Linked DNA regions of Homo sapiens: region 1 is linked to region 2. A link is an interaction called in ENCODE POLR2A ChIA-PET data of the cell type or tissue named here. Cell type or tissue: OCI-LY7. All regions are shown on one strand.

Region 1 (2,500 bases), 510 kb before region 2:
CACCAGGGAGCGCTTGATTACAGCCTGGAGCACAGCATCAGGAGTCGAGATCATCCCTCCCCAGCGGGTCACTCTTGCTGGCTGAAGGGAGTTCACCCACCTGTGTGGAGGTGGTTAAAGATGGTCATTCCAGCTCATCTCCTTTCTCTGTATTGGCTTTTTCTGCTAATAGAAATAACTACCCACTCTGCACTCAGCTTACCTATTCTTCCTTCTTTCCTTCCATCATTGGCTCAGAAACCCCAAATCTTTCCCCACTTGGTCCCAACTGAGTCACCACATGTTACTCACCAGATTAAATTCCACAAGTCTGCACTCTGTCTCTGTTACTTTTCTTTGAAATTCCAATACTTAGCACATATAGCGCCTAACACAGTTAGTGCTCTATGTTTAGTGAATAAAACAATTATTCCTCTATCCTATGTCCCACTCAGCACTATTTGCCCTGTATATATTGATTCACACTTACAGTTTACTCTATGAACTGTATAGGACTCCAGAACTGAAAGAGATCTTAGACTTCACTTGTATACTTCGCTTGTTTTTGCTGCATTTTAGAGATCACTTTCCTGGACTTGCACTCTGCCTCCTCTTCTCTGGGTTGTAAGCTACCTGAAGACAGGACGATATCTTCTATTTCTTTTTGGCCCTCCTAGCACTCCACAGCCTTTAATACAGGGCTTTGTACATGGGTACTCACCTAATTCTGGATAAAGTGCATCCTTGGGCAGGCTTTCCCTCCATCCACCCAAACACATAAGACATCCTGTAGTGGAGCTAAGGGTTATCCTCTTCTCCTCTGCCCCTGTCCTTAATGCCAATATCTGAGAAGCAGTGACCCCCAGCCCAGCTCTCCAATGCCCTCCTTCTGCTACTCTCCTGCTCTTCCTCCTTTCAGGCCTTGTTGTCAGGACATGAAATCACTCCACGTCCTGAGTGACACTCACTCTAGGATCTCGTTGTATTCAATTGTCTCCTCCAGGTTCTGAAGGTTGGGGTTGACACTGCGGATTGCACGCATGTATGCCTTTAGCAGCTGGATGTCTCGCTTCTGTTGTGGGGAAGAAGAACAGGAATAATGGTTAAGGCAGACAGCAGAAAAAAGACAAAAGTTTATCCAAGAATGAGGGCAACTGAGAGATCTGAAGAACAACCAGTTTGTAAGCTTCAGGAAGACAGGGATAAGACTGTCTCACTCACAGCTGTCTCCTTAGTACTTACAAATGTGCCTTCACAGAGGAGGCATGTGATAACTGGTAGGTGAATTAATGCTATGAATGGGATGAAGAAAAGTCAAGGAGAGCTCCAATCTGATTCCCTGCTAAGCCACAGGCAGAATATCCACTCATCTAGGCTCACAAGTGTAAGCACTGGTCTGTGTGTTCACAACTGGTTTTTATTACCCACAGGCAGGCAGTTATCTGCATATGAGGGATATGTTCTCCCCCGTGTCTTGGGGCCTACCTGCTCCGCCAGCTGGTGTTTGTGTTCAGCTGACGTCTTCTCCAGCTCTGCGATGCGTGTCTGCTGCTGCTGTACCACTGAGCGCAGGTGCTTAATGCAGTTATGGTTGGGCAGCTCATCTTTGGGCATCTCCAGGCTGCAGACCAGGGTGGGGAAAGAGCAGAACAGAGGTGATCCCTGGGACATGTATGCAAATGGCCTATTCTGTGGCAGATAACTGCTAAGTAGATTTTGTCCTACCCAAAATTTCTAACATTCATTTCAGGCCTCCCTCTTGTTTATTCCCTTCACTTTCTTCGTCCAAGCTTCCTACTTGCCCCTTTGCTGTCTATTTTCCTTAAATTTCTTTCCCCAATCAAGACACAGTGTTTTATCTATTTTTTAAATTTATTTTATTTTGTATTTTTATTATTTTTTTTGACACGGAGTTTCGCTCTTGTTGCCCAAACTGGAGTGCGATGGCATGATCTCAGCTCAGCGCAACCTCTGCCTCCCAGGTTCAAGCGATTCTCCTGCCTCAGCCTCCCGAGTAGCTGGGATTACAGGTGCGCGCCACCATGGCCGGCTAACTTTTTGTATTTTTAGTAGAAATGGGGTTTCTCCATGTTAGCCAGGCTGGTCTCAAACTCCTGGCCTCACGTGATCTGCCCCCCTCGGCCTTCCAAAGTGTTGGGATTACAGGCGTGAGCCACCGCGCCTGGCCTTTTTTTTTTTTTTTCGAGACCAAGTTTCACTCTTGTCACCCAGGCTGGAGTGCAATGGCACGGTCTCAGCTCACTGCAACCTCCGCCTCATGGGTTCAAGTAATTCTTGTGCCTCAGCCTCCCGAGTAGCTGGGATTACAGGTGCCCACCACCACACCTGGCTAATTTTTATATTTTTAGTAGAGATGGGGTTTCACCATGTTGGCCACGCTGGTCTTGAACTCCTGACCTCAGGTGATCCGCCCGCCTCGTCCTCCCAAAGTGCTGGGATTACAGGCGTGAGCCACCGCACGGGGCCTATTTATTTATTTTGACACACTGTTTTTATCTAC
Region 2 (2,500 bases):
GGGGGCCCCTTTGGGGGGTGGGGTACCTGGGCTTCCTTTTGGGGAGGGAGGAGTTGCAGCTGGAGGAGTGGGGGCCCCTTTGGGGGGTGAGGTAGCTGGGCCTCCTTTTGGAGAGGGAGGAGTTACAACTGCGGGATTGGGGGCCCCTTTGTGGGGTGGGGTAGCTAGACCTCCTTTTAGGGAGGGAGGAGTTGCAGCTGGGGGAGTGGGGGCCCCTTTGGGGGGTGGGGTAGCTGGGCCTCCTTTTGGGGAGGGAGGAGTTGCAGCTGGGGTTGTGGGGGCCCCTTTGGGGGATGGGGTAGCCAGACCTCCTTTTGGGGAGGGAGGAGTTGCAGCTGGGGTTGTGGGGGCCCCTTTGGGGGATGGGGTAGCTAGACCTCCTTTTGGGGAGGGAGGAGTTGCAGCTGGGGTTGTGGGGGCCCCTTTGGGGGATGGGGTAGCTAGACCTCCTTTTGGGGAAGGAGGAGTTGCAGCTGGGGTTGTGGGGGCCCCTTTTGGGGGTGGGGTAGCTAGACCTCCTTTTGGGGAAGGAGGAGTTGCAGCTGGGGTTGTGGGGGCCCCTTTTGGGGGTGGGGTAGCTAGACCTCCTTTTGGGGAGGGAGGAGTTGCAGCTGGGGTTGTGGGTGCCCCTTTGTGGGGTGGGGTAGCTAGACCTCCTTTTGGGGAGGGAGGAGTTGCAGCTGGGGGCATGGGGGCCCCTTTGGGGGATGGGGTAGCTGGGCCTCCTTTTGGGGAGGGAGGAGTCGCAGCTGGGGGAGTGGGGGCCCCCTTGAGGGATGGGGTAGCTGGACCTCCTTTTGGGGAGGGAAGAGTTGCAGCTGGGGTTGTGGGGGCCCCTTTGGGGAGTGGGGTAGCTGCTGGACTTCCTTTGGGGGAGGGAGGAGTTGCAGCTGGGGGTGTGGATGCCCCTTTGGGGAATGGGGTAGCTGCTGGACTTCCTTTGGGGGAGGGAGGAGTCACAGCTGGGGGTGTGGGGGCCCCTTTGGGGGATGGAGTAGCTGGACCTCCTTTGGGGGAGGGAGGAGTTGCAGCTGGGGGTGTGGGGGCCCCTTTGGGGGATGGAGTAGCTGGACCTCCTTTTGGGGAGGGAGGAGTTGCAGCTGGGGGTGTGGGGGCCCATTTCGGGGATGGGGTAGCTGGGCCTCCTTTAGGGGAGGGAGGAGTTGCAGCTGGGGGTGTGGGGGCCCCTTTGGGGGATGGGGAAGCTGGGATTCCTTTAGGGGCTGGAGTTGCTCGGGCCTTTTTGGGGGAGGAAGAAGTCATGGATAGAGCAGGAGCCTGTTTGGGTGCTGGAGTAGCTGGACCCTCTTTGGGGAAGGGCAGATTCACCACTGAAGGAGTGGGGGTCTCTTTGGGGGGTAGTGTTACTCCTTTGGGAGACAGAGGAGTCACAGCTGAGGGAGTAGGGGCCCCTTTGGGGGATGGAGGAGTGGGAGAATGCGTCGTGGCTGGTGAGTCTTTAGAGCCTTGGAAAGAAAGACTATTCTCTGGAAGAAATGAAGCTTCAACTGGAGAAACAGGGGATGAGAGATTTCCAATAGGAGTATCAGGGCCAGCAGAACCCTTCTTGGTTGGAGGTCTTTTAGTCTGAGGAGACACACTAACCCCTAAAGGAGATGGGGAATCAGCTAGGTAAGTCAGAGTTCCTTTGGAAGATGCAGTAGCAGAAGCACCAGAGTCCTCAGTTGGGCACTCTTTGGGAGAGGAAGCAACAGGTGCCAATGCTGAAGTATGAGAAATACCATCAACCTTTTTTGTACCTGGAGGAGTCCCAGCTGGGGGAAGAGAGGGTGAGGGCACAGACTTTGGGATTTCAGGGGCCAGCACTAAGGTAGCCAGAGGAGCACAGGTATTCTGGGGGGATGGAGCCACAGGGCAATTTTCTGAAGCTGTAGGAACCAAGGGTAAAGTAGTAAGAGTACCTTCCTTAACTGGGTGGTTTTTAGGAGCTAAAGAGACAGTTCCTTCTAGAAAAGGGCTGGCTGTAGTTGTATAAGTTGAGGTACCTTTGGCAGTTGTGGGAGCCACCCCGGCAGGGTCAGCACTTTCCAAAGGAAATGCAGCCACTGTTGGGGTAATGAGAGAACTTTTGAGAAGCGGACCAGCAGAGTCTGGGCCTGCATAAGAATCTGTCTTGATTACAGAGGCCGAGGAGTTAACACCCAGAGGGGAGGTCATACTGCTGGCTGGCTTACCTATAGGGAGAGGCTCCCCAAGGCTTTTCTTTGCTAGGGTGGCTTCAGGAGAAAGAGGTATCTCTGGAGAAGAGGATGTACTTTGGAAAGAAGGGGAATTTTTAGGGGCTGCCTGGACTAACGGTAATACAGTAGGGTCTTTCTTGGTGGTGAGTCCTGCTTGGGCTGGAGAGAAAGGGGCTCCTTCAAGAGAGGCAGGTACAGTTTGGAGGTCTTTTTGTGTTGGAAATTTAACCAATACTGAACTGGGGAGATTTTTGAGGTCTTCAGGGTCTGGCAGAGGAGGAGAGACTGGTATCCTCAGA

What was found. Peaks named below come from ENCODE experiments on the same cell type or tissue, not always from the same donor. Only the 100,000 strongest peaks of a DNase experiment are listed, where the experiment ranks them.
Region 1: POLR2A ChIA-PET joins it to region 2 with 5 read pairs; 1 of 35 experiments calls an interaction of 5 or more read pairs at or near these places.

Annotation. Positions count from the first base shown.
Region 1 is chr12:56,206,699-56,209,198 of GRCh38, forward strand. It overlaps RNF41 (ring finger protein 41), which reads right to left. Exons shown (of 7, transcript NM_005785.4): 5 at 1,465-1,600; 6 at 948-1,051; 7 at 1-100. Among named protein-coding and RNA genes, the nearest start is that of RNF41, 14 kb to the right of the region's middle. RefSeq lists a silencer at 1,432-1,481. In OCI-LY7, a CTCF peak has its summit at 192; DNase peaks (open chromatin) are centred at 13 and 1,513; H3K4me3 peaks cover 915 bases; H3K27ac peaks cover 2,489 bases.
Region 2 is chr12:56,717,531-56,720,030 of GRCh38, forward strand. It overlaps NACA (nascent polypeptide associated complex subunit alpha), which reads right to left. Exons shown (of 9, transcript NM_001365896.1): 3 at 1-2,500. Among named protein-coding and RNA genes, the nearest start is that of NACA, 6.5 kb to the right of the region's middle. In OCI-LY7, no CTCF peak of the experiment used is centred here; no DNase peak of the experiment used is centred here; H3K4me3 peaks cover 678 bases; H3K27ac peaks cover 2,218 bases.